Regions from separate parts of the Homo sapiens genome. Here region 2 is linked to region 1. Evidence: chromatin contacts called from ENCODE Hi-C or POLR2A ChIA-PET data. All regions are on one chromosome and are shown on one strand. The core of a region is the stretch at or near the end of the contact, and the rest is flanking DNA. Distances in the headings are between cores, read along the strand shown.

Region 1 (6,519 bases), core at 850-3,349:
AAAAGCAAAGAGAAAAAAGAAAAACTAGCAAAGAGAAAGGAAAAGGAAAGAAGGAGAAAAACTTATGATGACAATTGTTCTTGTTAGAGTTCATAGGACTACAGTATTTTAAAAAACTGAGAGTTGAAAAAGCCATCAATTATGTATCTAATATCAGTTATCAGTACCAGTATTTAAATTGCTATTAAAAACACCTGAAAATACCTCTAAAATTACCTCCCCACACTTGACATTCAAAGTATGGTCTCTGACAGCATCACCCATCAGACATACAGACTTTGGACTCTACTTCAAACCTAGAATATCCTGAATGAATTATGCATGCTAAAGTGTTTGAAAAGACTGCCCTCCACCATTCAGGGCCTTTCTGTTGTACCAAACCTGTTTTGTTTCAATGGGCCAGTAATTAAGACACGAAAAATCTTTGAATGGGATTTGACCTGTACCTATTTAATTTCAGATGAAGTTATTAATTACAATGTAGGTTGGCATATTGGATATACCACAAAATTTAGGAATTAATCATAAAAAATATGATTAAATAAAATTGAGCAGTAGGTCTACAGCATTCTCAAGAACTCATGTTTGCTCTTTCTCATGTCTATCATAGGACTTGGAATGCATATCGCCAGTGTTTCCTGAATGAGCAAAATAAATGAACTTTTAAAAACGAGAGATATTTAGGGGCAGAATAATCTTGGGGGTCATCTGGTCCAACAACCTAATTTTAAAGATCAGCAAACTACAATTTCTGAGAGTTGCAAAAGCAAAGAAAGCTCAAAGAATTAAAATATATTGGGACATTTTAATTCGTTTTGTTCCTTTCGTAGGAATGTGTAAGAAAGGGGACTGTAACTATTATGATTGCTGACTCTTAAAGGTGAAAAGGTGCCTAGGAAGAAGAAACTAGCAAGAGTAAATGAGACTTGGCAAAGCTATTTTTCCAAGCCTAATATATTTTTGACGGGCCAATTAATCAATTTAATCTGCCAAAAAAATTAATCTGAAGGTTTCTCAGAAAAGGAGAGGAGACATGAGCTGCATGAAAATGTTACAAACCAAGGGAGGCTGCACATAACTAACTTAAATCTCCACAGGCTTATTTCCTGTTGAAGTATGGCCTCCTGGGGTAAGTTTTACTGCAGTGTTCATTGCCAGATGACTTTTGGTTTTAACAGAGGCCAAGGGCAAGTTGGAAATGCGATTCTTAACTAAACATTAAAAAGAAAAAAAGAAACTGTGGCTGTTTCCCATTTCTGTTTGTAATCAGAATGCAGGCTTGCGGAGGAAACACACCATCCCCCGCAAGCAAAAATATAACGACACAGTCACGTCCTCAAAACAAACTAACACACAAACTTCCCAGCCGGATCCAGCTGTGCTGCCTGGGAGCTAGGAACTTAATTCTAAGAGCAGACAGATCAAACCGGTGAATGCAAGGGCAGCCACATTTCAATCACAAAAAGGGTGTGCCCTAAGTTTTGGCTCCCCCACTCCGCCGCCCCACTTTCAACAAGCCGAAGCCTTTGAAGGAGGCTCGGTGCCATCTCGGTGTGATCGCGTCCCGGCGACGCTGGGTAGGGTGCAGGGAGCCAGCTCGGCCGCGGCTCAGCGGGAGGGGAGGGGGCCGGTCCCGAACCCGGGCGCCCGGGCCGCGGGTGATTCACTGGGAACGCCAGGTTCGCGCGCCTAGACCGGCGGGCGACGCCCAGCGCGCCCCACGTCCCCCGCCCGGGCCGTTCGCGCAGAAGCAGCCCCCGCGCACCCCTGCTCCCCGAGACGGACCCGTCGGGAAGGAGCCTGGAGTCGGGCGGCCGGCGGGCAGCAACCTCTCCCTCCTCAGCCACCATGGCCGGTGCGACTCCCTACCCGCGCCCGCAGACGGACTTCCTGGAAAGCACCGGGCTGGGCTTACCTGACTGGCGCCCGCAGGGGCCGCCGACCTCTTCACAGACCCACGGAAACTGCCGGCCGCAAGCCGAGGCTCGGTTCCCAGCACCCGCCGGTCCGCCCGCGTCGGCCTCCCAAAGAGTTGCCAGACCCACCCGCCAGCAGCTCCCTCACTCGACCGCCCTGTAGGTGCGGTGGGTTCCTCCTTCGCCTCCGACGCGCGTGCGCACTCCCGTGCCGCGGGGCATCCTGGGAGTTGTAGTTCTAGCAAGAAGGGCGAGGCTCAACGCTGACCCTGGTCTTTACAATGGGCAGAACGTAGGAAGGGGACTGCGAATACCAACCCTTATCCCAGTCTAAGATAATGTTCTCTACCCGTGGAAGTACCTACTATGGACTTCCCCGAAGCTGGAAATAGTATCTAGAGGCTCTTTGGTATAGATTTCCTTTTTACTTTGACCTTTTGTAAAGAAGCGCACATGGCAGGGCTTGCATTGTAGCCTTGGTTGTTAATGCGAGGACATGACATTGGGGCCTTTAAACTGGTCATGACAGAGTTATAGAAAAGTAAAGGAATAAAATCTAAAGCCCAAGAGAGGCATAAATCATGCGAATGTCACCTCCAGGGTGTGGTGACCTTAGTGGTTTTCTTAGGTATGCGTTTCGGGGATGATGTAGCTATTGCAGGGCAGTTTCTGCCCATCCTATCTTCCCTTTCCATCTTCAAGCTCTACACCAGGCGGTGGGGCTGGCTGCTGTAGTGGGAGAAAAAACAGAATAGGCTGCTCAAGGGGGGGATTGGGGCAGATGGGTAGTCTAGAGGGAAGAGGAAGAGTGTGGGAATCTCTCAGAGGACTGTTTGACAGTGGCCTATGTAATGGCTACCTTTTGTGCGAGGCTCTGAGGAGAGGGAACTGCGACATTTTTCCATTTATTCATTTAGTCACTTACTGGGAATTTTCCTGGCCTGCTCTTCAGGAGTAGACCATCCCCAGGAATAATGCTAAACTTTGACACACCTTTCAAAAATGCAGCCAAAGAAGTGGACTGACGTGCCTGCTTGAGGTACATTCCAGCTACACCCAGTGTGCGAGCCACTTCATGGTTTAAACCTCTCCTGGCATCTACTTCTTCCCCTCAGAGGAGGGAGGACCCTAGGTTAGATAAACATCCTGGAATTTCATGCAACTGGCACCCACTAATTTCAGCAATGGAGATCACTGATGGTTTAGGTTTTTAAGGGAAAAAAACCCTTCTTTTTTTTTTTCCAAGACAGAGTCTTGTTCTGCCGCCCAGGCTAAAGTGCAGTGGTGTGATCTCGGCTCACTGCAACCTCTGCCTCCCAGGTTTAAGTGATTCTCTTGTCTCAGCCTCCCAAGTAGCTGGGATTACAGGCACGTGCCACCACACCCAGCTAATTTTTGTAGTCCTAGTAGAGATGGGTTTTCACCATGTTGGCCATTCTGGTCTTGAACTCTTGACCTCATGATCTGCCCACCTTGGCCTCCCAAAGTGCTGGGATTACAGGCGTGAGCCACCGTGCTTGGCCAGGAAAAAACCCTTCTCAATTGCAAATACTTAGAGGACAGTCAACACTCAATCTTGTGGCCATTGCATTTTATTTTCTATACCATCTTTGGGTCAATCTCTTGGAGATAACAGCTTTCTGAGAGCAATTTCCTACAGAATTCAGGTTCATAAGAATGTTTATACTTATAATACATACCAACCACTGGGCCAGCACTTCATTTGTAATATCTCATCTAATCCTCAAAACTAATCTAGTCCTCAAAACTCTATAAAGAATAAACTGGTATCCTCCATTTCTATAGATAAGAAAATGAAGACTCAGAAAAGTTAAGTAATTTGTATAAGGTCCCAGAGCCAGTAATTGGAGATCCAGAGATGAGACACAGTTCTCTTGAGTCAAATTCTAATGTGATTTCCACTGCTGATCAGACTGATGTGTCTCCTAAATCTCATCAATTTTTTTTTTTTTGAGACAATCTCATTCTGTCACCCAGGCTGTAGTGAAGTGGTGCTATCATGGCTCGCTGCAGCCGTGACCTCCTGGGCTCAAGCAATCCTCCAACCTCAGCCTCCTGAGTAGCCTGAGCAGCTGGGACTACAAGCATATGCCACCACACCCAACTAATTTTTTTAATTTTTTTTTTTTTGTAGAGACAGGGTCTCCCTATGTTGCCCAGGCTGGTCTTGAACTCCTGGGCTCAAGGGACCCTCCCACCGTGGCCTCCCAAAGTACTGAAATTATAGACATGCAACACCATACCCAGCTGATATGGTTTATTTTAAGAAGGACTTTCCTCTGCAATATGGCTTCTTTTGCTTTGGTCAGAGAGACTTTTTAATTCAGTGTCTGACTGACTTAATCTATTACACTTTTCCTCTCTCACCTTCCAATATGGGCTGTTAGGCATATATTAAATATATTTTCGCTATTCATTTCAAATTTTTCCTAACGAATGTATACATCTTATTTTAGTTCCTTTTTCTAAAATAATGCAGTTTGATGGTGGATTTTTTCCTTTCTTCAGGCATACATTATCATATTTTTATCACAAAGCTTATAAACATGAATCTCTTAAATCCGTGTACATTAAATACCACATATGGGGCCAGAGATGTTAAGAGTAATACCTTAGTATTGGATAGCACTGAAGAGGTAGAACCTTCCTCACTTCTTCCACTCCTTTGCTATAACACATTCGCTATATTAGCAGCCAGAATGACTTTTTTTTTTTTGAGACGGAGTCTCTGTCTGTCGCCCAGGCTGGAGTGCAGTGGCGTGATCTCTGCTCACTGCAACCTCTGCCTCCGGGGTTCAAGCAATTCTGCCTGCCTCAGCCTCCCTAGTAGCTGAGATTACAGGCCCCCCACCCCACCACACCCAGCTAATTTTTGTATTTTTTTAGTAGAGACGGGGTTTCGCCATGTTGACTAGGCTGGTCTTGAACTCCTGACCTCAGGTGATCTGCCCACTTTGGTCTCCCAAAGTGCTGGGATTACACGCGTGAGCTACCACTCCCAGCCCAGAATGATCTTTTAAAAACAAATCAGATCATATCACCATCTTGCTCCAAACCGTTCATGGCTTCCATCACATTTAGAATAAAATCCATAATTAACACCTCTACAAATCTGTATATGATTGTTTTGTTTCCTACCACATATTCTCTCTGATACTGCTCTAGTCATACTGGCCTCCCTGAGGTTTCTTAATCCTGCCAAGTTTCTCCCCATCTCAGAGTCTTTATGCTGTGCAGGAGAATGATTTTCCTCCCAGATGCTTCTAGCTCATGCCCTCATTTTAATGAAGGTTCTGCTCACATGTTACCTCTGAAAGTCTTCCTCTTACCACCTTACCCTGCCATTCTCTCCTTTCTTTACTTGTCGTCATAGCACTTTTACCACATAGCTTCATATTGCTTGTTTCCTTAGTGGAAGCTCAACAAGCTTTGCTTTGTTTACTCCTCCATCCCTAGCATCTACAATACTGCCTGCACACAGAAAGTATTCAATAAATATTTGTAAATAAATGAATGTTGGGTTCTTCCCTCTCTCTCCTACTCTCCTCTTGGGACACAGACCCAGAAGGTTCACCTGTAAATGCCAGCCAGTGACCTGATTTGGATGTAAACACCAGCTGCAAGAGGGTTGACTACACAGGAGAATAAGATCCTGTGAAAGTCCTGAAATAGAGACAGAGCTCTCTTTTAAAAAGGCTATAATTTAGGGTTGCCACTATTCCCTTAGAGTTGGAAACATAATTCTTGGAGGAAAACAAACAGGAAAAACATGGAAATTAGATTTACATAAATAAGTGAAAAGGTAAGTCCACTAAATACCTGTGGTAGATTGAAATATTGTTCCCACATATTTGCTCTCCTTTAGAGGAATAGACAGGCTTGCCCACTACTATGTGACTTCCAGTGCTGCCCCGCAGGCATTCCAGGCTTGGCTATGATCCCATGATGGGATTTTCCTCCTCTCTTCGGTTAAATGTCATATTGTAATCACAAAGTTTAGAAACATGAATCTTGCTTTGGTCAATAAAATATAAGTGGAAGGGACAATCCGACAGTTCTGGGTGGAAGCTTTAAGAGTCACTGCCTTTCTCTACTAGTGTGCCTGCTCTTTCCCTCCACCAAGAGAGACAAGTTCTGAATAGAGGCTGGTCCTTCTGCCTGGGTTCTAGAATAAGAAATTACATGGATCAGAGCCTCAGCCACTAGCTGACATAATATATAATGTGAGCGAAGGGGAAACTGAGGTTTAGGTTCGTTTGTTACTATAGACTTACTTAGCAAAAGCTGACTACTATAGTGCCTAATCAAAGAAACATGATGATCTGAACTAGAAGTGGTATGGCACCCCCAACCGTCTGCATTTAACCCACTTCAAGTAATGGAAAACTGTTGAAGTTCAACAGGCTAACACACTACAGAGAACAAATCTGAGGCCTTCAGGTAAAATATTTGAACAAGGGACAGAGTATGGTTCCCATTAGTGTTCAGGGTTTGGTTAGAGTGAAAGTGATTGATAAAATGACACTTCAACTCTACTTTATGTGTTAATATTACAAGCTCTAATTAGTGTTATCTCTAAACT
Region 2 (7,323 bases), core at 3,424-5,923, 250 kb before region 1:
CCAAGTTTCTCAAATTCCCAGCTTATATAACAGCATATCTTTAAAATATATTTAAAATACAGGCCGGGGGCAGTGGCTCATGCCTGTAATTCCAGCACCTGGGGTGGCCAAGGTGGGCGGATCACTTGAGGTCAGGAGTTCGAGACCAGCCTGGGCAAAATGGCAAAATCCCATCTCTACTAAAAATACAAAAAGTAGCCGGGCATGGTGGTGGATGCCTGTAATCCCAGCTACTCTGGAGGCTGAGGCAGGAGAATTGCTTGAACCTGGCAGGCAGAGGTTGCAGTGAGCCAGATTGTACCACTGCACTCCAGCCTGGGTGACAGAGCAAGACTCTGTCTAAATTTAAATATATATATGTATATATATTTAAATATTTATAATAGGCTGTATAAATGACTCAATACTTCATGTCGCCATCTAAAATTACCATTATGATTCTACACCTCTGCTGGAGGGAATGGAAATTGGTATAGTCACTTTTTCTTTTAATATTTTTAGACTTTTTTTATGAACAATTTCAAAAATGCAAATTTAGAGAAAATAACATAGTGACTCCCTCACATACCCATCACCCAGCTTAAATCATCATCAACTAACAGCCAATCTTGTTACATGTCTACCCACACTCACTCCCCATCTCTTCCTATGAGCAAAGCTCAGCCTCTCCAGGCAAGTGCCTGAGTCCTCTGATATGAGCACAGTGGTCTTCAATATGTTCCTCGCTTTCTGGTATGACAGGATGTTCCAGGTTCATCCCGTACCTTTGCTGCCCCAGACTAGAATGAGCTGTTTCCTTTCCGTGGAGAATAGTACTTACAGAACATAATCTGGGTTCCTGGGGTGCTATTCTTCCTAGGATGGTCACTGTTGCTAGGTTACGATGCCCACTTTGGAGTTCTTCTCAGGGTCTGTTAGACACTTAGACTCGCATGACTACAGCATGACATGCTTGGCACTAACTATTTATTTTGAGATGGAGTTTTGTTCTTGTTGCCCAGGCTGGAGTGCAATGGTGAATCTCGGCTCACTGCAAACTTCACCTCCCGTATTTGAGAGATTCTCTTGCCTCAGCCTCCCGAACATCTGGGATTACAGGAGTCCGCCACCACACCCGGCTGATTTTTTGTATTTTTAGTAGAGACAGGGTTTCATCATGTTGGCCAGGCTGATCTCGAACTCCTGATCTCAGGTGATCTACCCGCCTCAGCCTCCCAAAATGCTGGGATTATAGGCGTGAGCCACCGTGCCTGGTCTAACTTAATTTAGAATAAGGATGCAAAGGCATGAAACAGCACTCCAACTGCATGATGGCAGGTGTCTCTCTAGCTCCTTTTCCTCAAGTAGGGTTGCCAGATAAAATACAGGATACCCAGGTAAACTGAAATGTCACATACATAGCAAATTAAAGCCTTATTCCAATGAGAAACTGATATTTCTAGTAAGAGTCTCATGGGAATAGCTTCCTTGTCTCCTCAAGGGGCGTGCCGAGCTCCAAGAGTCAAGATTCAGAACTCCAGAGCCACAGCTTCCCACCAGGTACTTATGATTCATTCACGGCCCTCGCTGTCCAGATGAAGTGGATCATTTTTACCACAAGCATTGTTGCTTGGTAACACAGCCAACGTTCCACCTTTATCAGGTTTCCAGGAGAACAGAGCTAGAAAGAAAATGCCAAGAGAATGAGAAATGAAGTTTTAAGATTAATTATTAGAGGGACTATTTTTTTAATGAGAAATGAGGATTTTTTTTTTTTGCCCTCTACATATATAGGCCTTTTTACTGGTCAGAGCTAGGAATGTAGAGAGATAGTTGGTAGGTAGGTAGATAAATGATGGATATTGAGATTAATAATATGCAAAATTATAATCAGCCTAGATGACTTACAAGAGGTGAATGGTAAAATAAATCATGATATAACAAAAGGGTGGAATATTATATGCTCTTGTTGATTACATAGGTTTACAAATAATTTTTAAAGATGAAAAACAGCAGATTTATATAATCTTAAGTCATCTTCTCACAAATGCTTATTTAGTACCTACTGTGTGCTTCGAGCTATTCTAGGCATTTGGGGTGCATCATTGAACAAAACTGACAAGGATTCTGCCTTCTTGGTGCTTATATTGAGGGGCGATTGAGAGATGCACAGTAAACATGATACATAAGGAAACTGTATAGAGGGGAAAGGTGGTAAGTGTTGAAGAAAACAAAAGTAGAACAGGATAGGGAAGCTGGGGTGCCAAGGTGTTGGGGGAGGGCAGGCTTCAAGGCTTCAGGCTGAGTAAGGCGGGGGGTGTTCAAGGCCAGAGGGCTCAGCCACGGTCTGGAGGAGGCATGGCCTCAGCCGCCAAATTTATATTTTAACTTCTATGTTATGTATACCCATACGTAGATTTTTTACATATTTCATATATTTTCATAGAAAAGGGACTAGATAAAACACCAAAATGTCAACAGTGGCTGTCTGTGGAAGGTAGGGTTGTGGTAATTTTTTTTAATGGGATCTTTTTTATAATTTGCCTCACTTGCTAAATTTTATGACATGAATAGGCACAGTTTTATTATCAGTAATAAAGCACATGCATTATTACGTGTTTTTAAAAGCAGAGCGAATCTACTCTCTAATCTTAGGAAGAGTTTTCTGTCAGGGGCAACGTGTGGTTTGCAGGCAAGGAGCGGCACTTGACCTCTCTGAGGAGAAGGCGTTCTTCCACAAGGGGGCGCCTGGCTTTAGGGCAAGGAGGAGACTGAGCTCTGATTTTGGGAGTGGGGTTTTAGGGGAGGAGTGTGCCATGGGTACATCTTGGGTGTAGCTCCACCAGTGCGCCTAAGAACCACACTCAAAGTGGTTTGAAAGCTTTTGGCCCTCTAATGCCTGCCTCTTTGGTCACTGATAACATACAAGTCGATGTTCCCTGAACTCAGCCGGTAGAGTATAGGAGGTTTGCACTCCGTAAATGCAAGGAGGAAGAGTGTTCTCCTCGTCCTTGCAGGGAGTTCACATCCAACCAGAGAGACCAGACTCAGGGTTACCCATGTACGGTGCAAAGACCTGTGGGGCAAGGGAAGACCCCAGGGAGACCAATACATGCAGAAGCAAATGTGAGTCGGTGAGAGGTCCTCAGATGCTTGGAAGATGAGTGCATGCAGAGGGAAGGGACCTGGGGCAGGAGAGCAGATAGAGGTGGAGAGATGCCAAGGCCGGTTGTGTGGGGAGACATAGATAGTGCTGGGAAAAGCAATCAACCTGATGACACTGGGGATTTTGCAACCTAATGACCCCAAGGACTAAATTGCCAGGAATTGCACTCCTGGCCCAGGTCTCTTAGCAAACCTGACCTATGTGAACCCAAAGAGGAGTCCGTGGCTCACAGCCAGTTTGGCTTGCAAGTTTTCTGGTCTGAGGGAAGCTGGATGCATCCCCCACCTCCACTAACAAGGCTTGCTTCACTGCGTGCCTGGGAAAACCGGGGGACAGGCCCTGGCCAGAGGACTGCGAAACAAAGCTGGATAAGACATACCCCCAAGGGAAAATGTACCTTGTACCAACACAAGGTGCTATGGGGAGAGAGAAGAGAACCACCCAACCCAATCTGAGAGGTCAGGGAGGGCTTCCTGGAGGACATGGCACTTGAGCTAATCAGGAAGGACATTTGAGAGTTTTCAGAGAGGAAAGGGTTCCATGCAGAGGGGACACTACGGTAGCAAGAGAGAATGGGCCATCTATCCATGCAAGTAGCTCAGTATGTCTGGAGCCTGGGGTGAGTGTGTGGAAGTGATAAGAGATGATGCCGGGTCAGGCGCGGTGGCTCACACCTGTAATCTCAGCACTTTGGGAGGCCGAGGTGGGTGGATCACAAGGTCAGGAGATGGAGACCATCCTGGCTAACATGGTGAAACCCTGTCTCTACTAAAAATGGAAAAAATTAGCCGGGCGTGATGGCAGGTGCCTATAGTCCCAGCTACTCAGGAGTCTGAGGCAGGAGAATGGCGTGAACCCGGGAGGCGGAGCTGGCAGTGAGCTGAGACGGCGCCACTGCACTCCAGCCTGGGTGACAGAGCAAGACTCTGTCTCAAAAAAAAAAAGAAAAAAAAAAGATGATGCCAGAACGAAGGATACTCTATCTGAAAGGCACTGGGGAGTCTTAAAGGATGTTAAATAGTGGAGTTACCTGATCATGGACACGGAAGTTTGCTAAAGTCACCAATGATCTTTCTGTTGCCAAGTCCATTGTGTATCTTTTAGTCAGCTTCATATGTGAATTCTCTCAGCAGCATTTGATCCTGCTGGCCTCCCCCTCCAGGCTGAAGCACTTTTGTCTCTTGACTTCTGAGTCCTGTTCTCCTGATTTTCTGTCTACTTCTTTCATCACTTCTTCTTGGCTTCCCTTGCTGACTGTGCCTCCTGTCTCTGGCCTCTGACTGTTAGTGTCCTACAGGGGTCAGTCCTGGTTCCTTCTCACCATTCACTCTTGTTCTCAACCACCTCATTTCTTCCCATAGCTTCACATGCATCTATTACATGTGATCGTATCAGGGGAAGGGGAATACAGAATCAAGCTTGAAGGCCCTGTCTCCTGGGTGTCATGGCTGAGTGAGACATGTTCAGACTGAATCGTGAGCAGTTGTGGGATGAGTCAGGATGAGTTGTTCAGGGATAAGCAGAAACATGTATTAGAGGCTGACAAGTTGCTGATTAGTATAGTTGGTGCCCTGGATCTGAAAGAAAGCAGCATCCAGGACTCGCTGTTCCCAAGGGTAGAGGGGAGGGGTGGACACTGTAATATACATTAAAAAGCCAAGTCCAAGGTCTGAGAAGAACACGAAAGCAGGGAGGGGCAGGGAAGATGGGCAGGCGTGGCAGGGCAAGCGGACTCCAAAGTCCAGAGAGACACCAGAGTCAGGGACCCAGGACCACTGGATCCAGGGGATAGATTGAGGAGTGACTGCTAGTGGGGACAGGGTTTCTTTTAGGGGATATGAAAGTTTTCTGAGATCAGAGTGTGGTGATGGTTGCACAATCTTGTTAATATAGTAAAAAGCATGTCACTGTATACTTTAAGGGCAAATTGTATGGTATATGCATTATATCAAAATTAAGCTGCTAAATACATTTGAGGTGGGCCAGGCACAGTGGCTCATGCCTGTAATCCTAGCACTTTGGGAGGCCAAGGTGGGTGGATCACTTGAGGCCAGGAGTTTGAGACTAGGCTGGCCAACATGGTGAAACCGCATCTCTACCACGAATACAAAAATTAACCAGGTATGGTGGCACATGCCTGTAATCCCAGCTACTTGGAAGGCTGAGGCAGAAGAATCACTTGAACCCGGGAGGCAGAGGTTGCCATGAGCTGAGATCGTGGCACTGTACTCCAGCCTGGGTGACAGAGCCAGCCTCTGTCTCAAAAATAAATAATCTGAAGTGGATTACAGATATAAATCTACAACATTAAATATAGAAGACTAGTTCAATAATTTTGGTATGGGGAAGGCCATCCCAAGTATGGCTATATAAAAGACAATATTAACAGATTGAGCTACATTGAAACAAACAAAAAAAACTTTGTGAAAGACACAAGAAAAAATATTTATCATGGACTTTTGCAACCTGTGTGACATATTTAGAGAGGGTTCTTTAGAATCATTATGAGGCCGGGTGCGGTGGTTCAGCCTGTAATCCCAGCACTTTGGGAGGCCGAGGTGGGCAGATCACGAGGTCAGGAGTTCGAGACCAGCCTGGCCAACTAACATGGTGAAACCGTGTCTCTACTAAAACTACAAAAATTAGCCAGGCGTGGTGGTGTGTGCCTGCAGTCCCAGCTACTCGGGAGGCTGAGGCAGGAGAATCGCTTGCAGTGAGTCAAGATCGCGCCACTGCACTCCAGCCTGGGCGATAGAGTGAGACTCCATCTGGGGGGAAAATACATATATAAATATATATATATAATATAAATATATGTATATATAAAAATATATATATAATATAAATATATGTATATATAAAAAATATATATATATATTTAAAATATGAACTCCCTGATAATATGCAGCACTGGCCAGAGTGGGGAAAAGTGGGTACTTGGGTGGAGAAACAGACTGTGGATATAAATTGGTCCAGCCATTTAGAGGACAATTTGGTATCCAGGAGTGAAATGCACAACATTTCCGACGGGTGTGACACAGCCTGGGTCAGAAGCACCAGCTGACAATAACCCATCTGCTGCACTGGGGCAGACAGGCTAAAAGCCTGTGGGAGATCCACTGAAATGTTCAGCATAAACCAACTCTGTTCCAGAGTTTCTGCTTCTAAAAGCATATCCTCAGAAATGGCTCAAAGACACACAAAGAATGTTTATTACAGTGTTGCTTGTGATAGTAAACAATGTCCGCTCATAGGAAATTGGTTCTACAAATGATGATGCATCCTCATAATTACATACTCTACAGGCATTAGAAACAACAAAGTCAATTACTACCAACATAGAAAGATGCTTGAAATGTATTGTGAGAAAAGAAAGTTGCAGAACAGTAAGCAGAATAACCCAATTATAAGTACATATATGTTTGTATATACATTTGAAAAATTCTGGATAAATGTATAATAAACTATTAACGTTGGTTACCTGTGGAGATAGGGATATTTGGAGGGGAGAGAATATAGAGGGAGGGAAAAGAGGAAATTATTTTATGCATCTTTGAATGATTTTTACCTTTTGTATATGAAAAAATAAAGCAATTAGCTTGGAAGGAGTGGAGGGGAAGAGGAAAGACCCAAAATATTAATAGTAATTAACAGTGATCATACCCAGGTAATGGGATTCTGGGGAATTTTTCCCACTTCCTTACCTGCATTTTCTAGTTTCTCAACAATGAGCTTTTATTTCTTTTTCTTTTTTTTTCTTTTTTTTTTTTCTTTTGGAGACAGAATTTCACTGTAGTTGCCCAGGCTGGAATGCAGTGGCAAGATCTTGGCTCACTGCAACCTTCACCTCCCAGGTTCACACAATTCTCCTGCCTCAGCCTGCTGAGTAGCTGGAATTACAGGCACCCACCACCATGCCCGGCTAATTTTTATATTTTTTAGTAAAGACGGGTTTGCCATGTTCTCCAGGCTGGTCTCAAATTCCTGACCTCAGGTGATCCGCCTGCCTCGGCCTCCCAAAGTGCTGGGATTATAGGCATGAGCCACCACGCCCGGCCCACTTTCTTAAAAGTTAGAAATAAAACAATGTCCTCATGCTTTTCTGCTCAGCAGCTGGACAGATAAGGAAAGCCCTGGTGATGCAGGGGTGCAGGAGACAGATTCTAAATAGTGAAGCC

Evidence for each region. A loop is a pair of places that touch in the nucleus more often than their neighbours do. ChIA-PET counts read pairs that join two places held with the same protein, here RNA polymerase II (POLR2A). Pooled maps may share reads with other maps.
Region 2: a pooled map shows a loop between it and region 1 (2.5-fold over the local background). The contact joins the enhancer-like site here to the promoter of TMOD3 in region 1. A Hi-C loop is called at or near these places in 4 of 50 pooled maps. POLR2A ChIA-PET finds 5 or more read pairs at or near these places in 2 of 52 experiments (MCF 10A and PC-9).

What each region holds. Positions count from the first base shown.
Region 1 is chr15:51,825,233-51,831,751 of GRCh38, reverse strand. It overlaps TMOD3 (tropomodulin 3), which reads right to left and starts at 2,099. Exons shown (of 10, transcript NM_014547.5): 1 at 1,916-2,099. RefSeq lists silencers at 1,540-1,819, 2,040-2,194.
Region 2 is chr15:52,074,466-52,081,788 of GRCh38, reverse strand. The region is part of intron 1 of LOC112268150 (a long non-coding RNA gene); the gene reads left to right. It overlaps LOC124903494 (a long non-coding RNA gene), which reads right to left and starts at 1,032. Exons shown (of 2, transcript XR_007064637.1): 1 at 821-1,032. RefSeq lists an enhancer at 4,548-4,627. Within about 2 kb of position 4,673, at least 2 of the 41 ENCODE cell types and tissues checked have a DNase peak (open chromatin) inside an H3K27ac peak, as active enhancers do.